Linked DNA regions of Homo sapiens: region 1 is linked to region 2. Evidence: chromatin loops called from intact Hi-C (ENCODE). Cell type or tissue: heart left ventricle. All regions are shown on one strand. Links, peaks and the distances in the headings refer to the core of each region. The heading gives the core; the rest is flanking DNA.

Evidence for each region. Peaks named below come from ENCODE experiments on the same cell type or tissue, not always from the same donor. Only the 100,000 strongest peaks of a DNase experiment are listed, where the experiment ranks them.
Region 1: it touches region 2 in a loop (6-fold over the local background); 8 of 110 quality-filtered maps call a loop at or near these places.

Annotation. Positions count from the first base shown.
Region 1 is chr19:11,883,459-11,891,787 of GRCh38, reverse strand. It overlaps ZNF69 (zinc finger protein 69), which reads right to left and starts at 4,006. Exons shown (of 4, transcript NM_001364730.1): 1 at 3,802-4,006. The coding sequence starts at 3,864. RefSeq lists an enhancer at 3,760-3,809. In heart left ventricle, for the core only: a CTCF peak has its summit at 3,570; DNase peaks (open chromatin) are centred at 3,717 and 4,047; H3K4me3 peaks cover 1,740 bases; H3K27ac peaks cover 1,137 bases.
Region 2 is chr19:11,959,518-11,967,846 of GRCh38, reverse strand. ZNF763 (zinc finger protein 763) reads right to left here and starts at 2,807. Exons shown (of 4, transcript NM_001367172.2): 1 at 2,636-2,807. The coding sequence starts at 2,638. It also overlaps a transcript of ZNF69 not described here. RefSeq lists a silencer at 2,388-2,587 and enhancers at 2,739-3,033, 2,726-3,679. In heart left ventricle, for the core only: a CTCF peak has its summit at 3,789 (motif pointing left); DNase peaks (open chromatin) are centred at 2,446, 2,876, 3,196 and 3,746; H3K4me3 peaks cover 1,963 bases; H3K27ac peaks cover 1,730 bases.

The sequences.
Region 1 (8,329 bases), core at 221-8,220, 76 kb after region 2:
CCCATGAAGAAAACAGCCTGAAGATGCCTGCAAGTATCCTTACACTCCCACAACAACAGAATGTCCTGATGTCCCAATACCCATAACAATATGTGCTTTCAAGATAATTATAGTTGTTTTAATGCACTTGGGTGCTAAAATGTAAAGGATAGTTTTCTTTAAATCAATAGAGTAATAAATTTTGTGATGCTGTCAGCCCCCATGCAGGTAGGCACAGCTTAGTTTAGTCTTTACATAGACAAGATCCCTACCTAAGAAAAACTTAGTACATTCCTCCACTTGCTTTATGAGGATGCCCTACTCTGTAACAGAGAATCACTCTCTTCCTTCCTTCCTTCCTTTTTCTTCCTTCCTTCCTTCTTCCTTCCTTCCCTCCCTCCCTTCCTTTCTTTCTTTTCTTTTTTTTTTTTTTTAATACAGACAGGCTCTCACTGCATTGGCCAGCTGGGTCTTGAACGCTTGCCTCCCGAGTACGTGGAACTACAGGTGCAAGCCACCACACCCGGCTAATTTTTGTTATTTTTGGAAAAGATGGGGTTTCCCTATGTTGCCCAGGCTGGTCTCGAACTGCTGACTAGAAGTGATCCTCCTGCCTCGGCCTCCCAATGTGCTTAGAAAACAGATCTAAGCCATCATGCTGGCCCAGAGTAGCTTTCAACAAACTCCCTTCTCACTGCACTTTGTGACTCGTCTTGAATTCTTTCCTGTGTGAGATCCAAGAACTCTCTTGGGGTCTGATCAGGACCTCTTTTCCTGGTAATATAAGAAAGAACTTAACTTCTAATTTTAGAGTACTGAGTCCATTTCTCTGGAGTCTGTTTTTTTTCCTGAATGGGCCATTGCTATCTTTCTGCTTGAATAAACTCTTCAAACTGAAATCTGAACCTTTGAATTATTTCGGGCTGGCAAGTCCAAATAAGGCGACTGCATCTCTGCAACCAATCAAGCATTTATCTGGTTTGTCTCCTCATGTACCTTATAAAAGCTGAGGCTTCAACCTATAAACTAAAAATAAAAATCTATCTTCTGGCCTGGCGAGGTGGCTCACATCTGGAATCTCAGCACTTTGGGAGGCCGAGGCAGGTAGGTAACTTGAGGTCAGGAGTTCGAGAACAGCCTGGCCAACATGGTGAAACCCCATCTCTACTAAAAACACAAAAATTAGGCAGGCGTGGTGGTGCATGTGGGGAAAAGAGAGATCAGATTGTTACTGTGTCTACATAGAAAAGGAAGACATAAGAAACTCCATTTTGGTATGTACTAACAAAAATTGTTCTTCTTTGAGATGCTGTTAATCTGTAACTTTAGCCCCAACCCTGTGCTCACAGAAACCTGTGCTGTATTGAATCAAGGTTTAATGGATTTAGGGCTGTGCAGGATGTGCCTTGTTAACAATATGTTTGTAGGCAGTATGCTTGGTAAAAGTCATCACCATTCTCCATTCTCGGTTAACCAGGGGCACAGTGCACTGCGGAAAGCCGCAGGGACCTCTGCCCAACAAAGCCTGGGTATTGTCCAAGGTTTTCCCCCACTGAGACAGCCTGAGATCCGGCCTCGTGGGAAAGGAAAGACCTTACCATCCCCCAGCCTGACACCCCTAAAGGGTCTGTGCTGAGGAGGAATAGTGAAAGAGGGAGGCCTCTTTGCAGTTGAGATAAGAGGAAGGCTTCTGTCTCCTGCTCGTTCCGGGGAATGGAATGTCTCTGTGTAAAGCCGACCATTCATTCTATTCTGAAATAGGAGAAAACCGCCCTGTGGGAGGCAAGATATGCTGGCAGCAATACTGCTCTGTTACTCTTTGCTACACTGAGATATTTGCATAAAGTGAAACATAAATCTGGCCTACCTGCACATCCAGGCACAGTATCTTTCCTTGAACTTATTCATGATACAGGTTCCTTTGCTCACATGATTCCCTGCTGACCTTCTCCCCACCATCACCCTGTTGTCCTGCCACACTCCCCTCGCCAAGATAGTAAAAATAGTGATCAATAAATACTGAGGGAACTCAGAGACCAGCGCCGGTGCAGGTCCTCGCATGTTGAGCGCCGGTCCCCTGGGCCCACTGTTCTTTCCCTATACTTCGTCTCTGTGTCTTATTTCTTTACTCAGTCTCTTGTCTCTACCTGACAAGAAACACCCACAGGGGTGGAGGGGCAGGCCCCCTTCAGGTGCGTGCCTGTAATCCCAGCTACTCAGGAGGCTGAGGCTAGAGAATTGCTTGAATCCGGAAGGTGGAGGTTGCAGTGAGCCGAGATTGAGCCATTGCACTCCAGCCTGAGTGACAGAAGGAGACTCTGTTTTAAATAAAAACAAAAACAAAGTACCTTCCCAGGTAAGTGAAGTGACCGGCTCTTGGCCAAGGGAACCCCCAAAAAACCCTGAAAATTGAGTGCCTCTGTATGACAGGATGGGAGGTGAGACAGGCCTCCTTATACCCTCTCCCTTTAGGAGTTTACATGCAGCAACTGACGCACATTCATGTAAAAACAGACATTATCTGACTGGAAAAACAGACTCCTTGTGGCAAGAAGATACCAAATTACAAACAAGACCTAAGGCCACGCAAGACAAGGGTAAGTCACACCTTAGAATTCATAAAATCTAGAGAAACAGGTCTGTTTTTTGGCTGGGATGGAATCAAGTGGCAGATAACAGACCCCCTTCCTTCAGCATTCCTTCCTACCTCCTCCAAACTTTAGACAAAGCTTCACACTCTCAACCAGCTGCCACCTACAGAATCCCTCAACCACCTGTGCCTTCTAACCCCCCTTCCACAGGTCCCGCCCTTTCTGTTTTTTGTTTTTGTTTTTGTTTTGAGACAGAGTCGCACTCTGTGCTGAGGCTGGAGTGCAGTGGCACTGTGTGGGCTCACTGCAACCTGTCTCCTGGATTCAAGTAATTCTCTTGTCTCAGCCTCCCGAGTAGCTGGGATTACAGGCGTCCACCATCACGCCCGGCTAGTTTCTTTTTTATATTTTTAGTAGAGACGGGGTTTCACCATGTTGGCCAGGCTGGTCTTGAACTCCTGACCTCAGGTGATCCGCCCGCCTTGGCCTCCCAAAGTGCTGGAATTACAAGCGTGAGCCACCGTGCCCGGCCAGGTCCCTCCCTTTCTGCCTAAGGAAATTACACCTTCCAGGCACTAATTCATGATTTTCCCTGCAATTCCTGTCTCTCTAAAATGAATAAAACCAAACTGTCTTGAGCCGCCTCGGGACCACTTACTCCAGGCTTCTTGGGGTTGTTTTTCCCTCGGCCAAGGTCTCTCCTATTCGGCTCCGAATAAACTTCTTTATTTTACATAGTTTGGCTTTTTCCGTTGACAAACCACAAGCCAGGACTGGGTGTGTCTCATTCGTGAATCGCTGTTTGCTCAAATGAACTCTTTGTTAACGTTCCTCAGTTTAATTTTTAACAGGAGAAAAAGTGGACACTGGGGGCCCCACAGACCGCTGCTCCTCCCAAGCACGAACCCCACACCCGAGTCGGGATCACCCACATGACCCTCCCGTGGCCCCCGCACAATCTGGGTAGACGCGTGGCTGCGGGCGCGGAGCTGCCCATAGAGGGCTCTGGAACCGCAGTCGCCGCGCAGAGACGAGACAGGACGCCTGGTGTCCCGGCTACCGGCCCAGCCACACCGAGCAGTCGAGGGGACCGAGGGCCGAGCGGCTCCAGGAGGACTCGGTCCCAGATCCCAAAGTCGCCCGCAGGAAAGCCAGGGTCTCGCCACAGTCGGTTCCGGTCGGTCCAGGCAGCCCCTCCCCCGTCTCACGACACCCGGCCCCAGACACGCACCATTTCCTGGCTTTCAGATGTCCCGGGGTCCTCTCTACACCTCCTGTGACTACAGCAGGGCATAGCGTAGGTGACAGAGTGACAGAAGCCTGGGCAGAGGAACCAGGTCCCTCTCGGGGCTGGAAAGACCGGATCCCAGCCGCAGCCCGCGCAGGGACAAAGGTGAGGTAAGGAATGCGACCCCCTCAGTGTCTGGAGGAACAGTGGGCAGGGACCCGCCACAATGCCTCTGATTGGATGGAATGCTAGGCCCCGCCCCCCATGTCTGAGTGACAGCGGAAGCCCTGGGTATCGGGCCCTGCAGAGCCAGACAGACGGATTCTGACCACAGCTTTTCCAAGGGCGAGCTCCTTCCTGCACTCTGGTTATTGGATATTTGCATTTCAGCCAAACTTGCTATTGATAGAGGAGAACACTAGCGTCTTCCTCACTCAAGGGACTGTCCCTGCTCCTTCGTTCTGCATGGGGTCACAGGAGTGTGCAGGGAATTTCAGATTCAGTGTCCACAGGAGCCATCTCCTGCCTCAGAGCAGCAGGGGAACCGAGACCAGGCCAGACACGACTGCGCCAGGAGGAGAGGCATATGTCTTGGAGCGGGCCGCAACTGGGGATGAGGCATGGCTAAGACTTGCTCTCACACCCCCATCCCCTCCTCACAGTGTGAAAATGCTTCCTCCTTCCAGATCTTCATTTTCACCAGCAGGAAACTCTCTCCAGGGGTTAAGTTAAGCTTTTGACCTAAATAAACTGCCAACTTCATGAACCCTTTATCCAGGTGACGCTCCCAAACATTTCTGTCTCTAGCCTGATCTTCACACATTTTCTTTTCTTTTTTTTTTGAGACAGAGCCTCGCTCTGTCCCCCCAGGCTGGAGTGCAGTGGTGCAATCTCCACTCACTGCAACCTCCGCCTCCTGGGTTCAAGTGATTCTCCTGCCTCAGCCTCCCCAGCAGCTAGGATTACAGGCACATGCCACCGCGCCTGGCTAATTTTTTGTATTTTTAGTAGAGACAAGGTTTCACCATGTTGACCAGACTGGTCTTGAACTCCTGACCTCAAGTGATCCACCCGCCTCGGCCACCCAAAGTGCTGGGATTACAGGCGTGAGCCACCGCGCCTGGCCCACATTTTCTTTATATATATGAATATCTCTGTCGGATATAAAATGCTTTAGGAATAAATTCTTGGTCCCACGAAGTAAAACTAGCACTTAGGGGAAAGTTTCATTTGTTTAGCAAGGCAATTTACTTCTGCAGAAGTGTGCCACTTGTGTCAATCAAGATCACAAGAGCACAGAGAACAAAGGTCACCGGGGGTTTTTTTATCCTTAATGCGGTCCCTATCTCTGTGTCACTCCTTCATGGGCTGGGGTTCGACCACACAATCTGAGCTGACCCGACTGGCTACTTGTACGTATTTTTCTAAATATAGAAGGAGAGGGGAACGTGAGGTACAGAGATGGAGCGTGTGAGACGTGCAGTTTCGGGGGAACAATGGGTACAGGTAACCAAGGGAACAGATGTGAGTTATTGATTAGAGCTGACGGGAAGGGGGTAGGCTGTTTTACAGTAACTAGGGGCAAGGAGGAACAGGAAAGTTGAGCTGGAGAACAAAAGACAAGGAAGTTAGCAGGCTAAGTCTTTGAAGAGAAACTCAGAGAGGCCAGGCGCGGTGGCTCACGCCTGTAATCGCAGCACTTTGGGAGGCTGAGGCGGGTAGATCACGAGGTCAGGAGATCGAGACCATCCTGGCTAACATGGTGAAACCCCGTCTCTACTAAAAAATACGAAAAATTAGCCAGTCGTGGTGGTGGGCGCCTGTAGTCCCAGCTACTCGGGAGGCTGAGGCAGGAGAATGGCATGAACCCAGGAGGCAGAGCTTGCAGTGAGCCGAGATCACGCCACTGCACTCCAGCCTGGGTGACAGAGTGAGACTCCGTCTCAAAAAAAAAAAAAAAAAGAAACTCAGAGAAATTTACTGTATGTTACAATTCCTCCCTTTTAATTTTCTTATGATTTTTTCTCTTTAAACTTTTTTAACGTGTTTTGGCTTTGCTGTTTGATTTGATCTTTTAAAAGGAAAAGCTTACTTGAATAAGGTGGAGGAGAACTAAGGGAGGTTTCAGTAAATGCTGTTCGTACAATCCTTTGTATTAGCCTACGGATGCATGGTATGACACAACGCCTAACAAGAATAAGTACACCTGTTACGACTGTAAAAGAAATAAGTATTGAGGCTATGATTCTTTATTGACTGAACTACTTTCCTAGCCATCTTGAAATAGGGTCATTGACTCCAGAAATTTTAGCTAATTCATTGGATAAAGCGGTAAGTCTTTGCAAGGCCTTTGTTATGCTCTCACTGGGGGCAGTGTTGTTTGGAATGAAGGTACAACACTGGGTTTTAATCATAACACAAACTCCACCTTTTTTGGCTAATAACATGTCTGGAGCCATTCTGGTTTTTATTTTTTGAGATGGAGTCTCACTTCGTGGCCCAGGCTGGAGTGCAGTGGCACCATATTGTCTCACTGCAAGCTCTGCCTCCCGGGTTCACGCCATTCTCCTGCCTCAGCCTCCCCAGTAGCTGGGACTACAGGTGCCCGCCACTACGCCCGGATACTTTTTTTGTATTTTTTAGTAGAGACGGGGGTTTCACCATGTTAGCCAGGATGGTCTCGATCTCCTGACCTTGTGATCCGCCCACCTTGGCCTCCCAAAGTGCTGGGATTACAGGCATGAGCCACCGCGCCCAGTCAAGTGATTCTGTTTTCTTAAGCTATTTGGCTAGTAGGCCTTAACTGGTCAGCTGTTTTTTGATAAGATCCTTGGTGTAATTCATAAACTGCTGCTAATTATAATAGATGTAATTTATCGAAGCTACATTTTTATTAATAGTTATTCGGGGAAATATGGGTTTAAATCTTGCAGTTATTTGGTCTCAGGTTTTGAACTTGTTAGGCACTCCCCATGGGACTCTAATGGCCTTTATGTAAACTTGAGAGTCAAAAGACTTATAAGGGGCTTCTCTTATTTTTTGGTGTTGTGGCTTTTCTTTTTTTTTGGTTGATGAAATGCCAGTGTGAAAGGGATCGCCAATTGGACAAGAGCGCAAGTGCCGCTCCAGTTACTTGGCAGAGTATCCAGTAAAGGTCCACTACAATACCACCATACATCTGCTTGAGGATGACTAAGGGCAGACTGATGGGTAAGTTTTTGGAAGGGCTTAAGCTTATTGCATCTTGTTAAGCTTCTAAGGAACGCCAGATTCTCCCCTCGTCGTGAGAGACATGAGGTGAAATTGACGTCAGGAGAAGGAAGCTGAATGGCCTTTGGGGGCTGGCCTGCAGGTTGTTGGACTTCGGGATATAGCAGAGAGAGAGCTTGGCATGATTTGTTGCCCCAGGCTGTGGAATTTTGGAAAAGAGCTACCATACAGCCTATGCCTGGTCGGCTGAAGGGCTATCCTAGTGGAAAGGAAACAGTCTGGGCCTCTAGTCTGCCATGCATACAAGCGTAACAATTGCTTTTGTTCAATGTGCGGACGGAATATTGAATCCATTCCAACCAGGTATTTACATCTTGATATCCTGTTTTAATTGCTAGGGTTTGTCTTAAATCTTTTACTTCTACAATATTTACTTTAGTAGTATCATTAGGTAGAAAACAGGTGGCAGTCTGATTAGAAGAAAGCTTAGAAGGAGAAGAGAAGGAAGGGGGTGAAGAGAATGAAGGATTAATAAAACGCATTTCGAAAGATCTTATGAGGTCTGTGCTGGCCAAGTTGGCTCCTGTTCCATAGAAGTGACTTAAAGTAGGTTTAGGGTCAGTAGAGGTGGAAATTTGTATGGGATTACATTGATTATACTGGCAATTGGGGAGGTGCTTTTTTTAGTGAAATGAATGTATGGTTTTAAGGATATACAGCCACCTGCTGATGAGGTCTAGCCTTGACATTTGGTTGTCCATAGGACATCATTCTAGCTATGACAGACTTGTTTTCTTATATTTGTTAAGGAACAAGAGTCTTGGTAGGGGGGGCCTTTCACCTTAAAGGGGCAGAGATACTTTTCTGAGGCTGAGACTTGTCTTTGACTTTGGAGATCTTTACAGGGTATGACTAGACATAGCATTAAACGTGATAACTTGGGGTGAGTTTGATTGAGTTACATTAATGACAAGGTGGTCAGCATTGGAAGGGGAAAAGAAGAAAGAGTAATAGAATAGATGTAAGAGGTTAAATTTTTCTTAGCTTTAGTTTGAGGGGGTTTTCCCCTGGAATAATGGCCTACGACTTTGGGGGTGGCGGTGCTTTCTTGACTCGGGTGTGATGGGTCTATCCTTTCTCTGCTGTCCAGACTGCAGTTTCAATGGTGGGAAGTACTAGGCCAGCTCCTCAGGCCGGTGTTGACGCACTGGGAACTCCAGGAGCCGCACCTGTACTGGAAAATTGTGAGTTTTGAGGGAAGAGAAAGTGGAAGATAAACCAAGTATGTAGGAATGTTGGCAGTGGATTGCTTTGAGAGGTA
Region 2 (8,329 bases), core at 61-8,060:
TAGTTTAGTCTTTACATAGACAAGACCCCTACATAACAAAAACTTAGACAGTATGTTCCTCCACTTGCTTTATGAGGATGCCCTACTCTGTAACAGAGAACATTCCTTCTTTTTCTTTTTTCTTTTTTTAAAAATAGAGACAGGGGCCGGACATGGTGGCTCACGCCTGTAATCCCAGCACTTTGGGAGGCCGAGGTGGGTGGATCACGAGGTCAGGAGATTGAGACCATCCTGGCTAACACGGTGAAACCCCGTCTCTACTAAAAATACAAAAAATTAGCCGAGCGTGGTGGCGGGTGCCTGTAGTCCAGCTACTCGGGAGGCTGAGGCAGGAGAATGGCGTGAACCCGGGAGGTGGAGCTTGCAGTGAGCCGAGATCGCGCCACTGCACTCCAGCCTGGGCAACAGAGCGAGACTCCGTCTCAAAAAAAAACAAAATAGAGACAGGGTCTTGCTGTGTTAGCCAGGTTGGTCTTCAACTCTTTCTTGTTTATTTTGTTTTTGTTTTTTGAGATGGGGTCTCACTCTGTTACCCACACTGGAGTGCAGTGGCGAGTCCTCGGCTGGGCTGCAACTTCTGCCTCCTGGGTTCAAGTGATTCTCCCACTTAAGCCTCCCAAGTACCTGCGACTACAGGCACAGGCCACCACACCCAGTTAATTTTTGTTATTTTTGGAAGAGAAGAGGTTTCGCTATGTTGCCCAGGGTGGTCTCGAACTCTTGACCTCAAGTGATCCTCCCGCCTTGGCCTTGAAAAGTGCTTGAATTACAGGCCTAAGCCATCATGCTGGCCCAGAGTAGCTTTCAATAAACTCTCTACACACTGTACATTGCGACTTGTCTTGAATTCCTTCCTGTGTGAGATCCAAGAACCCTCTTGGGGTCTGATGAGGACCTCTTTTCCTGGTAATATAAAGCCAGAACTTAACTTCCAATTTTGGAGGACTGAGTCCTTTTCTCTAGAGTCTGTGTTTTTCCTGTTTGGGCCATTGCTATCTTTCTGCTTGAATAAACTCTTCCAGCTGAAATCTGAACCTTTCGATTATTTCGGAGTGACAAGTCCAAATAAGGCAACTGCATCTCTGCAACCAATCAAGCATTTATCTCATTTGTCTCCTCATGTACCTTATAAAAGCCCAGTCTTCAACCTGCAAACTTAAAAACATACCTTGCGGCCAGGCGAGGTGGCTCACATCTGTAATCCCCGCACACTGGGAGGCCGAGGCAGGTGGATCACTTGAGGTCAGGAGTTTGAGAATAGCCTGGCCAACATGGTGAAGCCCAATCTTTACTAAAAATACAAAAATTAGCCAGGCATGGTGGTGCATGTCTGTAATCCCAGCTACTCAGGAAGCTGAGGCAGGAGAATTGCTTGAACCCAGAAGGCAAAGGCTGCTGTGAGCCGAGATCCAGCCATTGCACTCCAGCCTGGGCGACAGAAGGAGATTCTGTCTCAAACAAAAACAAAAACAAACAAAGTACCTTCCCAGTTAAGTGAAGTGACTGGCTCTTGGCCAAGGGAACCCCCAAAAAACCCTGAAAATTGAGTGCCTCTGTATGACAGGATGGCAGGTGAGACAGGTCTCCTTATACCCTCTCCCTTTAGGAGTTTACATGCAGCAACTGACGCACATTCATGTAAAAACAGACATTATCTGACTGGAAAAACAGACTCCTTGTGGCAAGAAGATACCAAATTACAAACAAGACCTAAGGCCACGCAAGGTAAGGGTAAGTCATGCCTTGGAATTCATAAAATCTCGAGAAACAGGTCTGTTTTTTGGCTGGGATGGAATCAAGTGGCAGATAACAGACCCCCTTCCTTCAGCATTCCTTCCTACCTCCTCCAAACTTTAGACAAACTTCACACTCTCAATCAACTGCCACCTACAGAATCCCTCAACCACCTGTGCCTTCTAACCCCCCTTCCACAGGTCCCGCCCTTTCTGCCAATGGAACTTACACCTTCCAGGCACTGATTCATGATTTTCCCTGCAATTCCTGTCTCTCTGAAATGAATAAAACCAAATTGTCTTGAGCCGCCTCGGGACCACTCACTATAGGCTTCTTGGGGTTGTGTTTCCCTTGCCAAGGTCTCTCCTATTTGGCTACGAATAAACTTTATTTTACATTGTTTGGCTTTTTCAGTTGACAAACCACAAGCCAGGACTGGGTGGTTCTCATTACTGAATTGCTGTTTGCTCAAATGAACTCTTTAATTGTTAATGTACTTCAGTTTAATTTTTAACAGGAGAAAGTGGGAACTGGGGGCCCCACAGACCACTGCTCCTCCCACGCACGAACCCTACACACGAGTCAGGATTTCCCCCATGACCCTCTCGTGGCTTCCGCATAATCTGGGGAGACGCGGGGCTGCGGGCGCGGAACTGCCCAGAGAGGGCTCCGGGGCGGGGCCGCAGTCACCGCGCAGGGACAGGACAGGACACCCGGGGTCCCGGCTGCCAGCCCAGCCCCATCCAGCGGCCGAGGGGACCGAGGGCCGAGCAGCTCCAGGAGGACTCGGTCCCAGACCCTGGAGTCGCCCGCAGGGAGGCCCGGGTCCCGCCGCAGCCGGTTCCGGCCGGTTCCAGGCAGCCTCTACCCCGTCTCGGGACAACCGGCTATGCACACGCACCATTTCCTGGCTTTCAGATGTCCTGGGGTCCTCTCTACAGCTCCTGTGACTACAGAAGGGCACAGCGCAGGAGACAGAGCGATAGAAACCTGGGTAGAGGTACCAGGTCCCTCTCGGGGATGGATACAGCGGATATCAACCACCGGCTGCGCAAGGACAAAGGTGAGGACAGGAATGCGACCCACTCTGTGCCTGGATAAACAATGGGCAGGGCCCTGCCCCGGCACCTCTGATTGGATGGAATGCTAGGCCCCGCCCCTCACTTCTGAGTGACAGCGGAAGCCTTGGGTATCAGGCCCGGCAGAGCCAGACTGACTTGACGGATTCTAGCCACAGCTTCTCTAAGGGCGAGGTGCTTCCTGTACTCTGATTATTGGATATTTGCATTTCAGCCAGACTTGCTACAGATATAAGAGAACACTAGCGTCTTCCTCACTCAAGGGATTTTCCCCGCTCCTTCGTTCTGCACGGGGTCACAGGAGTGTGCAGGGAATTTCAGACTCAGTGTCCATAGGAGCCATCTGCTGGCCTCAGAGCAGCAGGGGAACCGAGACCAGGCCAGGCACGACTGCATCAGGAGAGGCACATGTCCTTGAGCGGGCCGGAATTGGGAATGAGGCATGGCCAAGCCTTGCTCACACACCCCCATCCCCTCCTCACAGTGTGAAAATGCTCCCTGCTTCCAGATCTTCATTTTCACCAGCAGGAAACTCTCACCTGGGGTTAATTTAACCTTCTGACCTAAATAAACTGTCAACTTCATGAACCCTTTATCCAGGTGTCGCCCCCAAACAATTCTGTCTCTAGCCTGATATTCACACATTCTCTTTATATATACAAACAACTCTGCCTCCAGCGACCCCATGCGTGTCAAACCCCAAACCCTGCCCAGAAGACAGCCCCAGGCTCCAGAGGTACAACACCAGAAAGGACAGAACCCCACAAAGGCGTCTGCACGTCTCTTCTGCTTTCCAGGGCTCTGCAGCTTCTCGGAATCCACACTCCTTCTGGAGCTGCTCTGAGCGGCTGGAGGCCACTTGTAGGGGAGGGCGGGCTGCCCGGGAAGACCCCAGGGAATCTCTCTTTCTCTTCCTTTGCAGGATCCACACTGGCCTCGGCGTGGAGTCACTGGCCTGGGGCTCTGCTGCCCCCTGCAGGTTATTCAGCTACTTCTCACCCGACTGATCAGTTCCATGAGACAAACACCCTCAAACCCCTGCTCTCCTCCTATGTTTATGTATAAAATGGGCGAGGAAAATTCTAAGATAACTTAAGTGCATTTAAAAGACTTTCAGATCGCGGTGGAGGTGGCAGCTGAGGGTCCCCTGATCAGTGACACTGCAGCAACTCCAGGCCTGGAGAGAGGGTGGAGAGCTGGAGCTGGATGTGGACAGGTGGAGGGAGCTACTCTGGGAACTGGGCTCTACAGCAGCGCGGATCTAGGGCCCGGAGCCCGGGAGAGCAGAGATGGGGGCTCCCGGGACAGGACGCTTGGGGAGAAGAGAGTCGGGCGGTTTCCATGGGACGGGGGTGCTGTGGCAGCTGGTGTGGGCCTGTGGCTATCATAACTAAGCCCGATTGGGACGTGAAAACTTGGATTCCGTGGGAATTTATGAAGAGGAAGGCTCTGATGACAAAGAAGTCATTGATGAGGAGGGGGAAGAGAGTCACCGGCAAGCTCACCCCCTTATGGAAAGAAAAGTGAACGCTCAACCACTGCTGCAAAATGGGGTCAAAGGATGAGAGTATCACTGTGAGGGAATAAACTGCTGCATAACTCTGAGAGATTGCAAAAACCTTTCAACAACAGCCTGGGAGGCCGGATACCATGGCTCACGCCTGTAATCCCAACATTTTGGGAGGCCAAAGTGGGAGGAGCACTTGAAGACAGAAGTTGGAGATCACCCTGAGCAGTGAAGTGAGACCCTCCCAACTCCATACATCTTTGTTTAGAATTAGCCTGGAGAGGTGGTGTGTACCTATAGTCTCAGCTAGTCAGGAGGCTGAGGCAGGAGGATCACTTGAGCCTCAAAGTTTGAGGCTGCTGTGAGCTATGATCAGGCTACTGCACTTCAGCAAGACACTGTCTCAAAACACACACACACACACACACACACACACACTCTCTCTCTCTCTCACCAAACTACCTGGGGAAACCCTGACCCCCTTGGATGGTCTAATTGTAAAACATAACAGGTGGTGATATTTCCTCATCGACTGGATCATTCCGCCACATAAGAGGCTTGGCCTACTGAGGATTTACCAGGCAGGATGACCTCCTTGCAGTCAATGGAAAAAGCCCCTGGTGAAACCATCCCTTTAAACTTTATCAAATTCATCAGGGAGGATGGGAGGAGGAAAACTTAAACCAAGCTTGCAGCACCTTCAGCATTAATCATTAAGTCAGCTTGTTCTCTGACCTTCCTCATATTTGTTTCATACCTAGTGTCCTAGAATCCCACAGACCCTAAATGATAGTTCCGGTTAACTGCTCTATAGATACCAACTTGAACATTAGATGTTCTCCCTTTGAAATATATCTGTTTCAGGGCTGGGAGTATTGGTCCATGACTGTAATCTCAGCACTTTGGGAGGCTGAGGTGGGGGGGGGTCACTTGAGCCTGGGAGTTCAAGAACAGCCTGGGCAATATAGTGAGACTCCATATGTACAAAAAAATTTAAAAACAGTCGGGCATGTTGGCATGTGCCTTTATTCCCAGCTACTTGGGAGGCTAAGGCAGGAGGATCCCTTGAGCCCAGGAGTTTCTGCAGTGAGCTATGATCCCACCACTGCACTCCAGCCTGGGAAACAGGACATGGAGATGAAACCAGAAAGTCTTGTATTGAACAAGTGCTGGCAGTATATAATGCTTTCCAGCAGGTAGAATCCTTAAGAAAGAATCTTTCTCTCACTATGAGAGTGGGAGTATCATGCCCGGCTAATTTTTTGTATTTTTAGTAGAGACAGCGTTTCACCATGTTGTCCAGGCTGGTCTTGAACTCCTGAGCTCAGGTGATCCACCCCCCTCAGCCTCCCAAGTGCTGGGATTACAGGTGTGAGCCACCACGCCCGTCCTCCCACTAAGTTTCGTTCATTTGGCCGAGCACAGTTTCTTACGCCTTAATCCCAGCACTGGGGTGGCCAAGGCAGATAGATCGCTGGAGACCAAAATCTTGGGCTATGACCACCCTGGGCAACATAGTGAGACCTAGTTTCTATTTATTTTTATTTAAAAAAGAAAACAATATATATGTGTGTGTGTGTGTGTGTGTGTGTGTGTGTGTGTGTAAAAGAGGCCAAGCGTGGTGGTTCACGCCTATAATCCTAGCACTTTGGAAAGCCGAGGCAGGTGGATCACCTGAGGTCAAGAGTTCGAGACCAGCCTGGCCAACATGGTGAAACCCCATCTCTAACTAACAATACAAAAATTATCCAGATGTGGTGGCACGCACCTGTAATCCCAGCTACTCTGGAGGCTGAGGCAGGAGAATCCCTTGAACTCAGGAGGCAGAAGTTGCAGAGAGTTGAGATCGCGCCATTGTACTCCAGCCTAGGCAACAGAGCACAAACTCCATCTCAGAAAAAGAAAAAGAAAGTTTCCTTTTTGTCCCTAGCTGTTAGGCTATCACTACTATTACCAGCAGTTTCCTGTGAAGCAAACCTATTCTCACAATGGGTCCAAGAGGAAAAGCAGAAAATTTGGAGACATTCCAGGTAGATCCAAATGCAGCACTTGTATGACAGTATATGGTTAATGTGAGGACTCTTGGGGTGACTTAGCTCAGGCTAGTATAACAAAACACCATGGACTCAGTTTCTTAAACAGCAGAAATTTGTTTCTCACAGTTCTGGAGCTTGGGGAATCCAAAATCTTGCTGCCAGCAATTTTGTTCCTAGTGAAGGCTATCTTCCTGGCTTGCAGCTAGATGCCTTCTTGCTTTGTCCTCACATGTTGGAGAGACAGAGTTCTCTCTCTCTCTCACTAATCCCATTATGAGGGCCCTCTTTTATAAATGTTATGTGATATCCTAAAAGGTTCGTCGTGTCCAAATATGACCGTGTTGGGGTTTAGGGCTTGTACATATAAATTTTGTTTTTAAGACAGGGTCTCCCTCTGTGGCGCTGGCTGGTTTTAAATTCCTGGGCTCAAGGGATCCTCCTGCCTCGGCCTCCCAAAGTGCTGGGATTACAGGTGTGAGTCACCACACCTGGCCTCTAAGTATATATTTCGAGGAGAGTAAATGCAAGACATGCCAAGGGGCAAATGGAAGTCTATAAAAGAGGCTTTGGAGACAATGTAATCAGACAGGACTTTATCACATAGCAGATGGGGAGCAAGAGTCAAGGAATGAGGTCCAATTTCAGAATGGCAGAAAGAAGGGACATCGAGGTAGCTGTATGACTGTATGAAGGAGCAAAATGCATGCCAGGGCCACTACATGGTAAATTATTTTAATTAGGTAAAAAATGAGAATAAGAAAGAAAAACAAGTAGTCATAATGAAAATGAAAAACAGAATAACCTTGGTTAGTATGCAGTTGTTAAAGATTTTAAATAAAATATTTGTCAGAAACATGTACAGATATCTTGGTTTAAAAAAAAAAAAAAACCGCTCATTGCTGAGCGTGGTGGATCATGTCTGCAATCCTAGCACCTTGGGAGGCGAAGGCAGGAGGATTCATTGAGCCCAGGAGTTTGAGACCAGCCTGGGCAAAACACTGAGACCCCTGTCTCTACAAAAAACTTTTAAAAATTATCTGGGCAGAAAGCTGAGGTGAGAGGATTGCTCAAGCCTAGGAGCTTAATGCTGCAGTGGGCAGTGAGTGGCCACACCACTGCACTCCAGCTGGGCTACAGAGCAAGGTTGTCTCAAATTAAAAACAAGAAAACAAGAGACGGGCGCAGTGGCGCACGCCTGTAATCCCAGCACTTTGGGAGGCCAAGGCGGGCAGATCACGAGTTCAAGAGATTGAGACCATCCTGGCCAACATGGTGAAACCCCATCTCTACTAAAAATACAAAAATTAGCTGGGGGTGGTGGTATGCGCCCCGGGACGCTAAGGCACGAGAATTATTTGAACCTAGGAGGCAGAGGTTGCAGTGAGGTGAGATCACGCCACTGAACTCCAGCCTGGACAACAGAGCCAAACTCTTGTCTAAAAAAAAAAAAAAGAAAAAAAAAACACTACAAATTAGTCAAATGTAAGAGGATGACTGGGAACTGCAACACAGAAGATGAAAGATCATATAGGAAAAATGCTCAACCAATGGCAACCAGTGAAAAAATACATAATCTTACAGAGATTCTACTTAAGAGTAGATGGGCAACAAAAAGTGAGTTAGATAATTCAAAGTGTTGACAAATCACAAGAATAAAGACACGTGCATGAAAGGTGAGATGGTTAATTCAGAAGTTACATTCATACTCTATCGACATTTCATAGTAAATTTGAATTTATCCATAATCTACAAGCCAGCAATTATTTCCAATTAGGGACAAAAACAAGAAGAGTACTATCAATAAGATCAAAAGATAGACTTGAACCAACTCAAGTCCCATTAAGCAGCGAAATAAGAGAATCAATTACATGACCCACAACTTCACAGAGCAGCATGTCTACAACAGGCTCAGGCAAAAAACCCAGAAACACACCCTCTCAGCATAATACTAATGGTGTATTAATGGTAACATT